2 separate regions of the Homo sapiens genome follow, and region 1 is linked to region 2. Evidence: chromatin loops called from intact Hi-C (ENCODE). Cell type or tissue: heart left ventricle. All regions are shown on one strand. Links, peaks and the distances in the headings refer to the core of each region. The heading gives the core; the rest is flanking DNA. Region 1 has its middle 7.3 kb from the start of LAMP2. Region 2 overlaps ATP1B4 (ATPase Na+/K+ transporting family member beta 4).

Region 1 (11,766 bases), core at 3,049-11,048, 110 kb before region 2:
AGCCAGGAGGTGGAGGTTGTAGTGAGCCAAGATCGCACCACTGCACTCCAGCCTGGGTGACAGAGTGAAACTCTGTCTCAAAAAATAAATAAATAAATAAAAATAAAAATAAATAAATAAAGGTCTGAGTACTTGAGCAACTGCTGAGTTGGAAGGAAGTTATCGAGTGAAGACAGTTGTAGGTATGCTCCCTGAAACTTGAGTTGTAGAAGGGAGGGGAGGATGCAGAAGGGATATAAAATGGACCCAGGGCCTCAAACTGCCCCAAAATCATTGTCCAGACTTACAGGTTTCTGGAGGCTCTAGGGGAGAATCTGTTTCCTTGCCTTCTCTACTTTATGTAGGCTGCCTAAATTCCTTGTCTCATGGCCCCTTCCTCCAACATCAAAGGGAACAATGGCTGGTTGAGTCTTTCTCACGTGGTATCACTGTGACCTCTGCTTCCATTGTCACATCTCTGTCTTTGACTGACTCTGCTGCCTCCTTCTTTCACTTAGAAGCACTCTTGTGACTACATTGGGCCCACTGGATAACCTTGTATAAGCTCCCTACTTTAAAGTCAGATGATAGCAAACTTAATTCCATCTGACACCCCAATTCCCCATTTTCCTGAGGATTAGGATATGGACCCCTTTGTCAGGGGCACATTGTTCTGCCTATCAGATCAAGTAACTCTGGAATGGGGGTAAGGGGTCTCTCTCCACTAGCTGTTTTGTAATTAACAAAAAGTCAAAGGCTTTCTTCTGAAGTATTTGTGAAAGAAAGTTTGATGGCATTGAATGTGCCTTTCCTTTCATAATATCACTGTTGAATGCCTTTTGTATTTTCTTTTTTTTTTTTTTTTTGAGATGGAGTCTCGCTCTGTCACCCAGGCTGGAGTGCAGTGGCGCCATCTCAGCTCACTGCAAGCTCCGCCTCCCGGGTTCACGCCATTCTCCCGCCTCAGCCTCCCTAGTAGCTGGGACTACAGGCACCCGCCACTACGCCCAGCTAATTTTTTGTATTTTTAGTAGAGACAGGGTTTCACCATAGTAGCCAGGACGGTCTCAACCTCCTGACCTCGTGATCCGCCCACCTTGGCCTCCCAAAGTGCTGGGATTACAGGCATGAGCCACCGCACCCGGCCTTTTTTTCTTTCTTTCTTTTTTTTTTTTTGAGATGGAATTTTGTTCTTGTTGCCCAGGCTGGAGTGCAATGGTGTGAACTTGGCTCACTGCAGCCTCTGCCTCCCGGGTTCAAGTGATTCTCCTGCTTCAGCCTCCTGAGTAGCTGGGATTACAGGTGTGTGCCACCATGCCCGGCTAAGTTTTGTATTTTTAGTAGAGATGGGGTTTCACCATGTTGGCCAGGATAGTTTCGAACTCCTGGCCTCAGGTGATCCTCCCACCTCGACCTCCCAAAGTGCTGGGATTAGAAGCGTGAGCCACTGCGCCCAGCCATGTATTTTAATTTACTGTAAACTTTCTTCTCTAACTACTACTGAGGCACAAGAAATTTCAGAAAGCTGTGGAATTCAAGTTGGTAGAGTGTTTAGAGGCCATCGTATCTAACTTGTCTTCTGATACTGAAACTCATATTTTCTGGACAAATGCTCAATTCAGCTTCTCTTTAAACCACACTTCCGGTGTCTCAGAACGAATAATTATGAGTTACTACTTTTTAAGATTTCATTGTTAAAAACTCTCCCTTCCTACTAAACTGAACCCTGGCTCCTTTTAATGACAAACTATCCTTTTTACTTTGCTCTCCAGAGCTCTAGAAAATATCTTCTTCACTCTACCCTGTGTTCATTGTACAGAGGGCAGAAGGAAGAAGGTTTGAAGAAGAAAGGTTTGAAGACCTACCTTAGCTACCCTGCTAAGACAGATTCTGTTCTCCAGCCTGAGCATGTCCCCATGGGAAGATTTTCCAGAGCCTCCCCAATTCTGGTCTCTCTATCCTGGAGGCTCTCTGGTATGTTAATGTCCTTCTGTAACTGTGGAACCCAGAACTGGATATATAACTCCATGGCAGAGTCCATTAGGATATCATCTCCCTTGACTTGCTTGCTTGAGCTTTCTACCTAAGTGGCCCAAGCTTGTACTTTTCACTTTTTTTTTTTTTTTTGAGACAGAGTCTCACTCTGTTGCCCAGCATGGAGTGCAGTGGCACAGTCCCGGCTCACTGCAACCTCTGCCTCCTGTGTTCAAGCTATTCTCGTGTCTCAGCCACCTGAGTGGCTGGGATTACAGGTGTGCGCCACCACGCCTGGAGAATTTTTGTGTTTTTAATAGAGTTGGGGATTCGCCATATTGGACAGACTGGTCTTGAACTCCTGTCCTTGAGGACTCCCAAAGTGCTGGAGACTGTAAACGTGAGCCACCATGCCCAGCTCACTTTCATTAAAAAAAAAAAAAAAAAGTCACACTGTTGATTCATAATTTGTCAGTAACATAATCCTGCAGATCTTTTTCCCATGAGTTTTTGCTAATATGGTCTCTTCCATCTTGTATTTGTGAGATAGATTTTTTTTTAAAGCTCCTAATACTAGATTTTATGTTTATCCCTGTTCACTTTCATCTCACTGGTTTGGGCCCACTGTTCCTGTTCCAGATAATTAGAAATCTTCATGCATTTGAATCTGAATCGGTGGACTAGCTTGCCCTCCTAAATTTGGATAATTTGCAAAATTTATGCTCACTTGATTTTCATGAAAATGTTTCTGTCATTTAAAATGTATTTTTTTCTTTTCCATACTTATACTCATTTCTAGCACATTGGAAATTAGCATTGTCCTTCAGTTTGAATCATCAGTTTAATCTAAACAAATCTTGTTTTTTTCCTTTCTGTAGGGCAGACAACCATAATTGCTTAAGCAAGTAAAAAATAGATTATAAAATTTTCTAAGTATAAGTGCATTTAGAACAGAGTTTCTCAAAGTGTGGCCCACATACCACATATATCTGTATCACCTGACTGTTTTTCTAAAAATACAGTCCCCTGGGTCCCACCCAGGCCTTTAGACTCTCTGGTAGTGGGGCTCAGAAATCATCATTTTTGTATAAAACACAGGTGATACTTATGGACACCGGAGTTTAAGAACCCTGCCCTAGAACATCAACACAGTGATCTACAGCACTGGGTCTCAACCCTGGCTGTACATTAGAATCATCTGGCGCCCTCTTAAAACTGCTGCCATTCAGGACACACCTTGTATTAATTAAGTCATTAGCTGGGCGTGGTGGTGGGCACCTGTATTCCCAGCTACTCGGGAGGCTGAGGCAGGAGAATCACTTGAACCCGGGAGGTGGAGGTTGCAGTGAGTCAAGATCACGCCATTGCACTCCAGCCTGGGCAACAGAGCGAAATTCCATCTCAAAAATAAAATAAAATAAAATAATTAATTAAGTCAGAATCTCTGGCGGTGAGACCCTGGCATCTGTATGTTTAAAAGCGTTACCCAGGTGATCCTAATGTGCAACTATTATTGAGAAGCACTGATTTATATGTTCCACGGTAGAGATTTGAGGGTTTAATACTACTGAACAATTTGTCAAATCTCATAAACCCTTTCAGCTCAAAACATGTCATCTGTTTACTTTGGACTTTGAATTACATGTCCTAGAGTTAAAAGTTACTTACTGTGAGAAGAGACCAAGGTGCCTCTTGTTTGGCACTCAAAATTCCAAGCAACTGCCACCAATATTCTTCAGACAAAGAAGGTTGAGAGACACTAGCTGTGTGGCACAATGCTAGGCACTGCTGGCAGTACCGGAGGCAAACTACAGTAGTAGAAGGCATGGTTCTCAAGAAACTTAGCCCAGTTGAAGAGGCAAACCTGGGAGAAAACAGAGTGAAAAGTTCCATAAAAGCTTAACGTAATGAAGTACCAAGCTGCAGGACACCTGTTAAATATTAGTTCAGAAGTTCAGCAGAAGAGATCAGTGAGGTCTGCAGTGGTCAGGGGATAATTTGCCGGCAGGTAGGGTTTGAGCTGCTGCTTGAAAACATTTCAGTATTTAAATTGATGGTGGAACAAATGGACAGCTTCCTGGATGAAGAGTACGGTATTAGTTCAGATGACTTCAAATGCAAGTAACAAAATCCCCGAATTATCAGTGACTTAAACTTTTACAGATATTTGCTAGTCCACTTCTCTTAGTCTGCTCAGGCTCCTATAACAAAATACCATAGAATGGGTGGTTTAAACAACAAACACTGATTTCTCACACTCTGGAGGCTGGAAGTCCAAGATCAAAGTGCCAGCACATCTAGTGTCTGGTGAGGGCACTCTTCTTGGTTTGTAGATGGCTGCTTTCTTGGCTTTATCCTCACATGTTGAAAAGAAAGAGGGCTATGGTCTCTTCCTCTTCTTATAAGGACACTAATCCCATCATGGGAGCTCACCCTCAGGAACTTGTCTAAACCTAATTACCTCCCAAATGTCCCACCTCCAAATACCATTACATTGAAGATTAGGACTTCAACATATGAATTTTGGGAAATCACATTCAGTCCACAGCACCACTTCACAAGATACCGGGAGCTGGGCAGTCCCAGAGTTTGTGTAGCAACTCAACAATATCATCAGTAATTTTATCTTTTTGTTTTGACATCCTCATTGCAATGGCAATGTCTCCTCTCATGGTTCCAAGATGGCTGCCACACCATCAAGCACCACATCCTAACTCTAGTAACTTAAGCAAGAGATTGATGGAGCTCTTTTCTATGATCATCTCTTTTTCAGAGAGGAAAAATCTTTCCCAGAAACTCCCTCAGAGTTCTCCTTATGTCTCATTAGCCAGAACTAAGTCACCTAGTCACCCCTATATCCATCACTAGCAAAAATTTGCATGCATGACCGGCTTAAAACAATTATGATTCACCTCTTGGGGAACACACTGTCACCTGTAACATAATCAAGGTTCTGTTACTAAGGAAGGAGGGGGAATAACTGGTAGGCAACAAGCCATGTCTGCCACAGATGTAATGTGAATGAAAACTTATGCAGCAGTAAGGAGGCCAGCCAAATTAGAGCAGAGAATGTGTAATGTGAAAAGATCGGCTCGGTAGGGAGGAACCAGACTGAAGCCCTTAAAAGCCAAGCAGAAGAATCTAGAGTTAATATAATAGGAGAGAGAGGGAGAGAGAGCTATCAAAAGATTTTAAATAGGAGCAGGATGTGGTAAAAGCATTATCTGAGGAAGATCACTGTGACATTGGTGTGTAAATGGATTGGAATCAAGGAGACCAGCTAGATAATAAAGGCCTGGCCTAAGGTGGGAATAGAGTGCTAAGGATGGAGTGAAGAAAAATAATAAAAGGAAAATCAACAGAAGTTGATGTGTGGCTAGTTTGGGGTATGGAGGAGCTGGATTAAAGGTAATGTCAAGATTTCTAATCTGGGTGACTGGGAGAATGGTGGGAACAAAAAAAATTGGGAGGGACACCTGGCTTGGAGAAAAAGAGAAATGCTGAGTTTGGTTTAGGATATATTAAATTGGAGGTGTCAGTGAGCAATCTGAGTCGATGTGTTCAATGGGCAGATAGGCTTTTCAGGGATTAGAAATAGCACTTGGTGCTAGAGACCTTTGCACAATAGTGTCATGGTTAGGAGCAGGGATACTGGGGCTGGACTGCCAGAATTTGAAATCTGGTTTGGCTGCACCATTTACTAGACATGTGACCATGGGCAAGTTACTTAATTTTTCTTTTCTTTTTTTTTGGAGACAGAGTCTCACTCTGTCGCTCAGGCTGGAGTGCAGTGGTACAATCTCAGCTCACTACAGCCTCTACCTCCTGGGTTCAAGCCATTCTCCTGCTTCAGCCTCCCAAGTAGCTGGAATTACAGGCATGCGCTACCCCGTCTGGCTAATTTTTGTACTTTTAGTAGAGACGGGGTTTCACCATGTTGGCCAGACTGGTCTTGAACTCCTAACCTCAGGTGATATACCCGCCTCGGCCTCCCAAAGTGCTGGGATTACGGGTGTGAGCCACCGCGCCCGGCCCCAACTAGTGTTTTAATTTCTAAGAAGCAACTTCCTGCTGTCAGCTATGTCCTATTTCCTCCAAATTGGGGGGAGGGGGAGAGATGTGTGTCATAATTTGTATGTGGAGAGGGAGATCAGATGCACGAAGGGGATGAAGTGACTTTCCTAAGGTCGCATAATAATCTGATGGCTGGCCGGGCGCTGTCCACACCTGTAATCCCACCACTTTGGGAGGCCAAGACAGGCAGATTACCTGAGGTCAGGAGTTCAAGACCAGCCTGGCCAACATGGCAAAACCCTGTCTCTACTAAAAATACAGAAAAAATTAGCCAGGCATGGTGGCACACGCCTGTAATCCCAGCTACTCGGGAGGCTGAGGCAGAAGAATCGCTTGAACCTGGGAGGCAGAGGTTGCAGTGAGCTGAGATCGCGTCGCTGCACTCCAGCCTGGGTGACAAGAGTGAAACTCCATCTCGAAAAATAAAAAATAAATAATAAATAATAATCTGATGGCTGAGTGGGTTCTAAAAATCTAGTTCAGCATCACAACTGCTGGCCAGATGAGCAATGCTTATCTTGTGGCACGTTTCCAGTTTTCAAAACAGTGACATAAGTCTAAATGGTTTATTAAAATTCTCTATCTCAAGTACCCAGGGACCCAAACACTGCGGAAGGCTGCAGGGTCCTCTGCCTAGGAAAACCAGAGACCTTTGTTCACTTGTTTATCTGCTGACCTTCCCTCCACTATTGTCCTGTGACCCTGCCAAATCCCCCTCTGCGAGAAACACCCAAGAATGATCAATAAAAAAAAAAAGAAAATAAAAATAAAGTAAAATAAAATAAAATAAAATAAAATAAAATTCTCTATAAAATAAAGTGGTGTTGTTCTATGATGCAATCCCTATACTAACCACATGGTGATGCTGCAGACAGATCTAGAGATTTGAGGAAAAGGTGTTTAAGAATATTTTTTATGTTTGTAAATTATAGTACAGCTACACAAAGATTATGCAGGCTTTTAAAAGAATGAGGTAAAGCTACAGATTTGTAAGAATAATCTTCAAAATATGCCACTAAGTGAGAAAAGTAAGTCACTAAACAATATCATATTTGTCTATTTTTTTAAAAAAGCATGTAAATATATATGCTGGTACATATATGATTTTTCTCTGCAGTGTAAAAAAAAAAAGACCAATAGCAGTTGTTACTTTGGGCAATGGGACTGGGGTCCAAAAGAGGGGAAATGGTGGCTTTTTGGATAACTTTTTTTTGGGAGGCGGGGCGGTTCAATGATTCTCCTGCCTCAGCCTCCCAAGTAGCTGGGATTACAGACAGGCATGTGCCACCACGCTTGGCTAATTTTTGTATTATTATTTATTATTATTATTATTATTGTATTATTAGTAGAGACGGGGTTGCACCATGTTGGTCAGGCTGGTCTCAAACTCCTGACCTCAGGTGATCTGCCGGACTCAGCCTCCTAAAGTGCTGGGATTACAGGCATAAGCCACCGCACCTGGCTCATAACATTTTAAATGATTTGATTTTTAATAATTTACATTAATTTAAAACTCATTATTACAAAAAAAATCCATTCGTTGTACAACTTTACTGCAGAAATTAATAAAAATCTCTTCTCCTTCATCTTTTGTTTTTGTTTTTGTTTTTTTTTTGAGACGCAGTCTTGCTCTGTCTCCCAGGCTGGAGTGCAATGGCACAATCTCGGCTCACTGCAACCTCTGCCTCCCGGGTTCAAGCAATTCTCCTGCCTCAGCCTCCTGAGTAGCTGGGATTACAGGCACCTGCCACCACGCCAGGCTAATTTTTGTATTTTTTTTTTTTTTTTAGTAGAGACAGGGTTTCGCCATGTTGGCCAGGCTGGTCTTGAACTCCTGACCTCAGGTGATCCACCCTCCTTGGCCTCCCAAAGTGCTAGGATTACAGGCATAAGCCACCATGCCCAGCCCTCCTTCATCTCTTAACCCCATTCCCCAGAGGACAGAGAGCCCCTGCTGAGAGTTTGAGATCTCATTACTCAGAATGTGGTCTCCAGACCAGCAGCATCAGATCACTAGGGAAGTTGCTAGAAATGCAGATTCTTGTGTCCTATCCCGGAGCTGTTGAACTTCACAGTGGGGCCTAGTAATCTGTGTTTTAATAAGCCCTCCAGTGGTTGTGATGCATAAACCATTTTGTTTTAGCAGATTGGATCAGATCTTTTGGCAGGGGAGGTTGAGAATACTACTGGCCAGGAGAACAAACAACTCAAAATGGCATGTTTCCATTTATCCAGAGAACTCTGGCTGAAGAGTTGGCAGCCCCTTGAGCCCACTGTGACCTCGCTGTGGGGTTGAGCGATGACCATACTGTCATCCAGACAGTAGATATTAAAGGTATTATCCAGAAAAAAGGGACATGCCAGAAGGAGAAAGGAAAAAGAGGGAGGGTAGGAGAAACTAAAAAAAGGATGAGTAGGGAAAGGAAAAATGGGGCAGATAAAAAGATAATGCAAATTTAAAAAGTAAAGATTTTTGGTGGCAAATAGATGACACCAATACCTCAGGGGCACTCATTTATTTATTTTTATTATTTATTATTATTATTTTTTGAGACAGGGTCCCACTTTGTCACCGAGGCTGGAGGGCAGTGGCGCGATCTTGGCTCACTGCAAACTTCGCCTCCCTGGTTCAAGCAATTTTTGAACCTCAGCCTCCCGAGTAGCTGGGTTTAAAGGCATGTGCCACCACACCCAGCTAATTTTTGTACTTTTTGCTAGAGATGGGGTTTCGCCATGTTGGCCAGGCTGGTCTTGAACTCCTGATCTCAAGTGATCCATCCCTCTTGGCCTCCCAAAGTGCTGGGATTACAGGCATGAGCCACCGTGCCCAGCCCATTTATTTAATAACTATTTATTATTCTTCCATTCTAAACTTCTGCACCTTTAAGTTCATTTCCTCTGCTCATCCCCACATTTCATTGTCTATCATTTACCAAATCTGATAGGGTCATCATTTCTTACACCATTCAGTATGTTGACATGTAGGGAAATGTTTGCCAATGATTTCCTGCTCTTTGGCCAAAAAGTCATGCACTCTCAAAGGTGCTGAAAAGAGTCTTAATCTACCTATGATGGTAGGGGACAGTGTGGGGGGACTGCTGAGGAGTTTGTGCACTGGGGTGGTATGAGGTATATTCAGGAGCGCACATAAAAGCACCCTAGATACAGCGGTACCAACAATCAAGTCAACCTTTGTGAAGCTTAGATCGGAGGGGATCTCACAGATTTCCTCAAACACTAACCCCAGTCTCACGTATACATCTGCATCTACCACCGAAAGCCAAGGAAAAGCTCCTTCAATCTGGGGCAGGGTAATGGGAGACTGTATAAGAAAAGGGATCTTTCTCACAGTGTTTTTTGGAGAAAACATTAAACATTTCTGAGTATGGAAGCTCAGTGCAAACAAAGACTTGAGAATTTTTAGCCTATTTATGCTGACAAAATACCCAGCATGTATCTACAACTTTCAAAACATTGTTGTGTCTCACGACGATGCCTGTCCCAGTCAAGGAGCCAGCATTTGTATTTGCCTGAGGAAAAGGTTGTGATGGGGGTGAGGGTGGATTTCGCTTGTAAGGCTGCTCATATTTCACTGTGTTTATTTTTTTAATTTGATGACACCTTCAAGAGATAAAGGGCGACAATTTATTACACCAGATATTTGACAAATTGGGACAGTATTTTATTTTATTTTAATTGTTAGAGACAGGGTCTCACTCATTTGCATAGGCTGGAGTGCAGTGGCGCCATCAAAGAGCACTGCAGCCTCAACCTCCTGGGCTCAAGCGACCCTCCCATCTCAGCCTCCCTGGTATCTGGGACTACAGGTGTGCACCACCATGGCTGGCTATCCTTATATATAAATATATACATATATTTTCAGAGACAGGGTCTTGCTCTGTCACCCAGGCTGGAGTGCAGTGGTGCAAACATGGCTCACTGCAGCCTCCACCTCCTGGACTTGAACAATCCTCTTGCCTCAGCCCCCAAGTAGCTGGGACTACAGGTGCACGCCACCACCCCCAGCTAATTTTTAATTTTTTGTAGAGATGGGGTTTCACCATGTTGGTCAGACTGGTCTCAAACTCCTGAGCTCAGGCAATCTGCCTGCTTTGGCTTCCCAAAGTGTTGGGATTACAGGTTTGAGCCACTGCACCTGGCCAATTTTAAATAAATGAGCATTTACTCACATAGAATCCTTGAATTATAAACCTGATGCCAACTTAGAGATCATCTGAGGCCCACCAATATTGTTTTGGGGAGTTTTGAGAAAAACACCATGCCCAGGCCTGACTTCAGATAAACTGAATCAGAATCTCAAGGGATGGGACCAAGGGGAATTTTCCACTTTTAAAGCTCCACAAGTGATTCCAACATGCAGCCAGGATCAAGAAACAGCTCTAGTCTCATTATTTCATTTTACCAATAAAGATATAGAAGTTCAAACAGATGAAGTGACCTGCCTAAGATCACACTGCCAGTAAGTGGTGTCTCACAACCAACTCCTCTGACTGCTAACCCAATGTTCTTTCCACTATGTTCTTTTTTTGTTTCTTCTTATAGAAAGAGCTTAGGGTTTTACTGAACATTAAAGTTATGCGATTTACAATTGAAAGAGAAGAGCTAGAGTCCAGGAAGTATTGGTGGGGCATCTTCAGAGGGCTCAACTCAGTTGTGGGTTCTCTGAAGACTACTATGCCCAGGACATAGCTCCTGCCAAGTCTCATTGATGGCAGTCAAAAGACATTTTGCTAAAGGCAATGACTAACACTGTATGCAGTGTTCATTAGTCTTGTGTTGGGTCACTTGTTCACAAATTAGTTTCACCTATGGTAGTAAACATTCATTGACAAATGTTCTCACTTTCAGGAATTAATTACATTAAAGCAAACAATAGTGGGGCAGATCGGTGCTTCTTAATATTTGAATTAGGGTAGGGGTTAGGGCAAGGAGTCACAGGTCCCATTGGAGAACTAGTGAAAACTACAAACTTCCCCACAAAAATACACATACATAAATGTTGCATGTAATTTCTGAGGATTCACCGACACCTCTCCCATCCTGTCTAAACTCATACATAAACTCCAGATTAAAATCTCCTGGACTAGATGATTTTGAAGCTCTCTTTCAGTGTTTTTCTCAAAGTGTGGTCCATGGACCACAGAATCAGAATCACTTGGGGTGTTTGTTAAAGAAGTGATTAATAAGACTGCCACAGACCTACTGTTTCAGAATCTCTGGGGAATGAGGTACAGGAATCTGTATGTTAAAAAAAAAAAACCCAAAACCAGATGGTTCTTTTGGAAACTAACACTTGAGAATCAGTGCTTTATTCCAACTCAAGATTTTTAAATGCTTTCATCTGTTGAATATTTTAGGTTTTGTCTGTTCATCTATCAAGTATAGCAAACAGTATGCTTAGTATGAACTCATTACAGAATATTTGTGTGTATGTACATAGGAAAAATATCTGGAAGTATAGATGTGGGTGTGTGTATATATGTGTGTAAATATATATAATAATGTTAATAGTAGGAATACAGATGATCTCTATTTTTCCGCTTTATCCTTCTGTTTTATTTCTCTCATTTTTTTCTTCCTGTGTTTAAAAAAGATGCTTCTTGTTTCTGAGCTCAATTCCCCCACCTGAGAACAGGGTGCTGTAACTAGGTGAATTTCAAGATCATGTCTTGTTCCGATGGTCCGTGACTCCATACTACCCCCTAGGTTCCCTCGTCC
Region 2 (8,000 bases), core at 1-8,000:
GTGCCCTGAAGAGTCCTAGCAGCTTGGTTCCAATAATTATAGGTATTTGAAGTGATGAAAACAGCATTTCTTTCCACATAGTCTATAATTCAAACTTTTGATGAATTTCCACTGGACTTGCCTCCAATCAAGGCAAAGTGAGGTTTTGGCCTGCTTATTTCAAATTGTATTCATCTTTAGCAAAGATGAATAAAATGGCTCTGCTTTTCAAAAAGAACACTAACACAGGGTGGGGAAGGGAAAAGGAGGAGACAGTACCTAATCACTGACACTTGCCCGTGAACTTTGGCAAGTTACAGAACTTCCTTGCACCTCCAATTCCTCACAGGTAAGATGGGGATAAAAATAGCACTTACCTCGGATTCTTATCTATATCCCTAACAATATCTGAAATTCAGTCTTTCCTTAACGTCCTATCCTGACTACACCACTTCCAAGCTGATTAATCTTGGACATGCTGTTCACCTCTCTGGGCCTCAATTTCCTCGTCTGTACAATAGTGGTACTTACTTCTTAGCATTGACTAATGCATATAAGCAGCATAGCACAGAGCCTGGCAAATACTAATTGCACCATAAATGGCAGTCATCATCAGTTATTATTAACATTATTATTAGTGCTGTAGGACCGTTGTGTGAATTTTCCCTCTTTGGGCTGTATTAGGACTAGGTTTGTCCCAGGATTAGGCAACACTGAGTGAAGTGAATGAGTATGAGATTGCTGATGAGAAACTCTTTTCAAGCCCTCCTTGGGGCTCTCTCAGGCAACAATGTTTGGCTCTGCTCACAGAAATGACATGATGTTGGACCTACAGATTTGAACTGAATTATGAACCAGAAACTGGAACAAACCACTTAACTTTGCTGTACCCCAAACTGAATCCAAATGTTAATTTTTAAATTGAACCATGAACCAAATAAAATTAACCAAAAAAGGTGTTGTGGAAGGGAGAAAAAAAACCCATAGTAATCCGACTGGAAATGGAACTGACCCTTTTTATTTTATTAGATGAACTAAAGCAGAACTGGAACATGAACACATTGATTCAGTTGGAGTCCCTGGAGAATAAACGACAGCACCTGTGTGCCTGTGATACTTGGCTGTTGCCCACTGGCTATCTAATGGCATTTGCCCTGTGTTTCTGCCTCCATTCCTTTACCCCATCCCTGTCCTAGGAATGGATCAACAGCTAGAGCCATCCATGGAGATCAAAAGACTCAGTTTCATGGATGAAGGGAAAGCAATGGAACATAGGTACATTCCTTTGGAGATATCTTCCTTTTTTCCCAGGATGTGTGACCAGGAAGCTGTAGATGGGAGAATGACACTAGCAGTAAGTCCCCTTAGCCTCACCCAGGAGTGGGCGCCCTAGAGTTTATGATAGGTGATCACAGACTGAGATAGCTAGCTCAGCCACCCCCAGGTAAAACCAAGCACAGTCCCCATTTGAACCCATTGATCCCTCTGACACTTTCTGCCCTGGATGTCCAAGTATTACTTGGGTCTTTCCTCTAGGTACTCTAGAGTTCTTTCCTCAATGCCCCACCCGGGCTTGAATAGACCACTAAGTAACCGTGCTCCCAACTCTTCATTTCTCCCACTAAAACACCGTGTCAAGTCCTGAGGCCCTACACATCAGGGCCTTGTTCATTGTTAGAGTTCATGAAATGGGGCAGTGTTCTGGCAAAAGAATGAACTTTGGTGTTCATCCAACCAGGATTTGTAATCCCAGCACTGCCACTTAGTAACTATATGACTATAGGCAAGTTACTTACCCTCTCTAAGCCTCAGTTTCTGCATCTGTAAAATGGGGATAATAATATTACTACCTCATATGATTCTTGTTGGTATCCAATAAAATAACATAGAGTTTCCAAGAATAGGGGTTGCGTAGATACCAAAGGAAAGGCCCAGATTATATTCATAGGCCTGGTAAATATATTGGGCAGGTTGATGTCCAGGTTGGGACAGCATTAGTAAGTGCACAAGCGGGCACCTTGTTCTCAGGAAAGAAGACAGCAAGGCGTGTGCTTTATGGCTGAAGCATTAACATTACCATTCACCCTTTGCCCAGGGTAGCCCAGTGGATGAATTCCTGGGCTCTACTTAGATCTGCTACTCAGAGGTCTGGCTACGGCCTATCATGCTGTGTCCCTATTGCCATATCTTCTCTGGGCACTTGAACCTTCCTCCCTCATCCCCACTTATTGGCCTATGGATTGCCTTCCACAGAAGCAATTTGGATCAGCTCATCTGGTGAAGATCTAATGGCTGGTTGTTTAGGCTCCCCCTCCCAGATTCACACTTGCATTTCACAAGGCTTGTTTTTCCAGTCCTCTTTAGGCAAGGGAGAAACAGCTGTGCACCCTTGGAGCCCCAAGTGAGTGTCCAGTATTTGTCTGCAACTTCCAGAATGTCGGAATGTTCCTTAAATGGTACATTTGTTCCAGTTGAGAGTTTGTGGGATGGTCAGGGGTGGGGCTGGGAATTGGGGAGGGGTGAAGGGAGATCCCACGTGCTATTCCTAATTCCAGGAAACAGAGCTTAGTGTGTCACCTTGACTGAGCTGAATTAGCAACATTAACTTTGAGGGAGAGAATTCTTAGCCAACGGGGCCTTTAGAAGACATGGCCATCAATTTCAGCAACCTAGACCCTTGGCACTAGGGGACTGTTATTTCATCCTTGGCATCCTCTATTTTTTTTCTTCTGTGGATTGACTGATTTCCAAACCAGCAGCTGCTCTTTTTCTGGGCTGTGCAGAGACTGTGGCAAGTGTGAATTTTACCACTGGCTAAATCTCCTGAGGAGAAGGCTCAGCATTAATAGTTTAAGGGTGGGTAAGACTGTAGGAGGTGAGTGCTGGTGAAGTTGTGGAGTAAAAATAATGGCAGCATGTGATGCAAAGAGGAAATGCTAAGGAATATAATTCTGCCACTGATCAAACATCTCTATCATAGCAGAAGAAGACACCCACAAGCTGGGGCCAGGGACACGCCTCCTGGCTCTCCTTCTCTGACATTACCAGGTGATGGGGCCTCATAAAAACACTTGGTCATGTTAGCAGGGATTTGAGTCTCATTTCTTACAAGAAGTCTTCTGCATAGTTCTTTAAACTTTACAGTTTTAACATCTAATTGGGGCCTCACTCTGATCCTGTAAGAGAAGCAAGTCAGGGATTGTTTTCCTCATTTGGCATGTGAGGAAACTGAGGCTCAGAGAGGGGAAATGATGAGTCCACGGTCACGTGGATAGAAAGTGACAGGACTGGGACTTAAAAAAATCATGTGCTTTTTCAACTCATTCTCACTGTCTCTCTGCATTGCAACTGATGTTGAGCCCAGTGGGTTTTGGTTACACAATCAAGTTTGTTCATCCATTTGGAGTTTGTTCTGATGGAATCTGTCCACAGTCTAGGCATTTCCCTAGGCATTGATGCCTTTACATGAAGTGCAAAGAGAAGTTTGCAGACAAGCCCATCCAGCGTATGGTAAAGGAGCCCTGAACACCACACCAAAAGCAAAGGACACCAGACTTTGGCATTGGGACTATTGGGACTTACTCCAACTCTGACCTGTTCGGGCCAGAAACATCCTTCTCTCTGGATCCCACAGGTATTCACTCATGATCTGCAATTTCTGCCACCAGGCATTGCCTGTTGGCTGACCTTGACCCTCTTCCTCCTCCTTTTCCTCCTCTTCCTCCTCTTCTTTCTCCTCCTCTTCTTCCTCCTCCTCCGATTTGGGCACCACCGTCACCCGAGCCTCTTCTTCTGCTTCCTCCTCTTCATCTGCTAAGTAGTTCTGGTTCGCTTCATCCGGATCATCCTGGAACAGTGACAAAACACAATACCCTTTTTGAAAAAAAATGTACAATGGTGCATCCCACCAGCCAAAAATAAATCGAAATGACTCAATATTTGGAGATGCTTCAAATTTCCACTTTCCCATAAACATACATGTTGTTACAAGAGGTGGATTTTCTTTCTCCCTAGTTCTTTTGGAGGAAATATCCTTTCTATGACCCATTTTGACTCAGTATTCTTTCCATAGAGGTGCAAGTTTTATTCTCAGCTTCAGGCATTTGGGCTCTTCTCCAAGGACTGCTCATATCACTACTCTGTTCTGGGGCCTTGACCTCCCACTTAACCTTGTCCTATCAGAGTAGAGGTGAGCTCACACAGGAAGAGGATGGAATAGTCTTAGACATTGTGTCTGTGATAGCAAACTTTCAGTCCAAGCCAGCTTTATCCTAACACCCTGTACACATTCAGCTGCTCAACTTCACCATTTCAAGTTGTGTCTAAAAATAGCCTGGGACGGACATCAGGAGGAGAGGCCAACTGCTGTACCCCTCCTCAAAACTTAGCCTTCCTTCCCAACAGAAACAATAGATGGGCAGTTATTAGCTGCTTCTCTGATTATTGCCCTAGTTTGAATCTCTTCCTACCTTAAATTGGTTGGAAAGACCATCTGAGAGCTGGAACCCCGGGCTTCCTTAGTCTCCCCCTATGCTTAGGCAAAAAGCTGGGCACGTAATACATACTCAGCACATATTTGTTGATTGACTGATTGCAGCCATTACTTGAGATTTGAAACTGTAATCTTCTCTGAGTGGTTCTAAGAAAATTAAACTGAAAAAGAGAGAGGGAGAGAGAAACCTAGACTTCACCAAGTGGTGTTTCAAATGCCTCCCAGCCACAGGCCAGAGAGTTGTATCTTTGCTCTTTGGGGGTTTGCCAAGGCTTATTGCAGCAGCAGAAAATGAGGCTGCCCTCCCTTCTCTGCTGTCCAAGTCTGAAGAGTTGCGGGGCTGTGCACCTGTTGGGTTGGATGTGTCAAACACTAGAGACCAGGGGCTCTGTGCTGCCCCCTCCCGGCCTGATTCCTCAAAGGCCATTTAGAGGGCACCCTGCTAAAAATGCTGCCTTTGTTGGGGGGAGGAGGGCTCAGCAAATTGGATTGTTCAGAATCAGTACAAGTGATACAGAATGACAAGGCTCAGCTCTCAGCATTCAGTCTGCACAGCACTATCTAGCTCTTGATTATAAGCCCTCTTGAATTGCTCTCTAATTTGTTCCAATGTACAGCTCTATATAAAATATCACATCAGAACCGACAGAGACCTTCAAGATTTACTTATCCATCTGAGGCCCAGAGATGGGACAGGATCTAGCCAAAACCATGCAGTAAATTCATGATAGAGTTGACGGTCTCGGAACCTATGTCTCTTGATACCCTGGACAATGATGTTTCTCCTCTATCACATTGAGCACAAGTGCCTAGAGGTAGCTTAGTAGATTAATGAAGCACAGTGCCTTAGGTTCTGTGTTCCTAAACGATTTTAGGGCTCAAGCCTGTAATCCCGACACTTTGGGAGGCCAAGAAAGGAGGATCACTTGAACCCAGGAGTTTGATGACAGCCTGAGCAACATAGTGAGACCCTGTCTCTACAAAATTAAAAAAAAATTAACCAGGCATGGTGGCATGCACCTGTAGTCCTAGCTACTCAGGAGGCTGAGGCAGGAGGATCACTTGAGCCTGGGAGGTCAAGGCTGCAGTGAGCTGTGATCATGCCACTGTACTCCAGCCTGGGTGACAGAGTGAGACATTGTCTCAAAAAAACACAAAAAAAGATTTTAGGTGCTTATTATAATCAAGGATGGCTGACTGACATAGGCTCACAGTGTAAGGCTTAGGAAAATAAACTTCATCACTCAATGATGAATGGATTAATACCTGTTCTTAAATATCTTTCACTTGTGTGTGAACCTATGCACACATTTAAACTCCCAAACTACATTTTGAGCACCCAGAGGGAGATTCCATATTTTCTAGCCTCTCGATGGCCCTCCACAGTGTAAAGCTGACAGTTAAGTACCCAGTGGGTCCTAACCAAATATCAGTGATACCTGCCTGACTTAAAATTCCTGATGCAGGACTCTGCGGGAATGCTCTCACAGAGCTTGTCACCCTGACTGAGCTGTCATGTATATCACAGTGGGTAGCAATCATGGCCCCCAGAGAATCTACTGCACCTGAGAATCTCAGTGAATTTGAAGTATAACATTTCATTGAGGAGAAATATATATTCCCTTTATATTTCCTGAACAATTTTCTTTTCTCTCCATGTTACCTATGCCTGCCTTTAACCTTCCACAGAGGAGGCAGCTGGCCTAGGCCTCAGACTGATCTTATTTGTAGATATTGGCTCTCATGATAATCCCATTACAGATGGCTTGTCATTAAAGCTTTACCCTCCTGAGAAGAATTAATCTTCTCACGGCTAATTTGCCCCTACAGCTCTCACACCCGAGAGGCTGTGAGAGGTTCCTGAGCTTTACTTTAGGAACCTCGAATCTTTTCTCCTCTCCTCTGTTTCCAGGTAAAGGAAATGGTCACACTGTGCAAGAGAGGCCTTCCCCAAAAGATCCTCATTAATTAAATCCTGTGTAAAATGTATCTTTGTGAAACTATTTAACAAAATCCAATAGAAAATCCTTTGGTAATGAGAATGCTTATCCCTAAGATTCTGTCTTGTCACTTTCCTAAAGTGGCACTACCCTCATGTGATAGTGTGTGTGAGTGTGCTGGGATATGGTAGTGGGTGTGTGATGGGGTCATCAGGTTTCCCTGAAAGGGAAGAGTCTGAAGAACAGAGGGTAGCTCCATTTTGAGTAATCTAAATATATAAACATATAAACAAATATATAAACAAACAGTATGACCCAAAGGATAAATTTTAAATTTGTGCTCTGCAAAGAAGACAGCAAGGCATGTGTTTATACACCATAAACATTTGAATGGCTGGTTAATTTTAAAAGAGAAATTAGCACAGGATTGCATTAATTTATTTTTAAATTTGGTCAAGTATTATAAAGAGCAAGATCCCCTGATGCATTTAAAATCCAAGCCACTTAACAAATAACTGAAATTATACACAACATTTTAACAAGATTACATAGAAAAGAAGGCAAGTAAGAAATAGTTTTATACCCCTGCAGATTGTAACTGTTTTGAGAGCTGGAAGAAACTTTGGGGGAAGTTAAACGGTTCTTCAAATTGTGGCTAAAAAGCTAAGAGAAGCCCTCTGTAGATTGATAGGAGGTTAGAATAATGTGTGTTTTCTTCTGCGGGCTGTTGACAGTCTTCACTTAACTCCCTGGTTACATAAGTGGCCATACCCAAAGAAAAATGGCTTAGGCTTTGTTTCCTCCTGGGGCTGAGATCACAATCCTCTCTGGGGAACATTTCAAAATCCTCTCCCCAAAAAGCACTGCGTGTGGCATACATTAATGACTTATAGCAAAATAAATGCAAATAAACTTTTGGATCAAATAATTTGTAATACACCCTGGAAATAAATGATGAGACAAAAGAATGTATGTGTGTCTACATGTTGGGCAGTGTGGGGTGGCAGTCAGGATGGCAATGGGTAGTGGCAGATCGGGGGTTTGGAAGATGCATTCTGCAAATACAATGGAAAGAGTACAAGATTAGCAGTGAGGATATTGCATTTTCACTTTGGCTCCTCCACTAACTTGCAAGTCACTCCTGTACTCTGAGCCACAGCAGCCTCCTTTAGGTAATGAGGGGTTCTGGAGAGATAATGTCTAGGATTCCTCCCTGCTCCTATTGGGGATTCTATGATTTTAGCTATAGTTTGGAATTTCTACTTTAGAAAGAGAGCAGCTGGACTCTAAGAAGCTACCACCCAAGAGACAGCTGGGTAGGCAGTGCCTTTCATTTCCTCTTCCTCCTTCCTTCCCTCTTGGCTAAATTTCTTGCTATTAGAATTAAACTTTTATACTCCAAAAGGTCTGTGAAAATTCTATACTCCCAGGAAAAGATTTTAGAAGCCACTTATTCTCTGTTATCTTCTCCTTCCCTTATCTTTGTTTCACAGGAAGAGGGGCTTCCTCCTTTTATCCAGCAGTTTAGGGTGCCCGGGGGTGCTGGGAGTCACTGCTCCTTTTTGAAACCCTGGGCTCCCCTAAACTTC

What was found. Peaks named below come from ENCODE experiments on the same cell type or tissue, not always from the same donor. Only the 100,000 strongest peaks of a DNase experiment are listed, where the experiment ranks them.
Region 1: it touches region 2 in a loop (3-fold over the local background); 17 of 110 quality-filtered maps call a loop at or near these places.

What each region holds. Positions count from the first base shown.
Region 1 is chrX:120,470,751-120,482,516 of GRCh38, reverse strand. No RefSeq gene overlaps it. Among named protein-coding and RNA genes, the nearest start is that of LAMP2, 7.3 kb to the right of the region's middle. In heart left ventricle, for the core only: a CTCF peak has its summit at 6,878; no DNase peak of the experiment used is centred there.
Region 2 is chrX:120,362,351-120,370,350 of GRCh38, reverse strand. It overlaps ATP1B4 (ATPase Na+/K+ transporting family member beta 4), which reads right to left. Exons shown (of 8, transcript NM_001142447.3): 2 at 3,562-3,826. Among named protein-coding and RNA genes, the nearest start is that of ATP1B4, 4.3 kb to the right of the region's middle. In heart left ventricle, for the core only: CTCF peaks have their summits at 4,678 and 4,877 (motif pointing left); a DNase peak (open chromatin) is centred at 4,850; H3K27ac peaks cover 1,258 bases.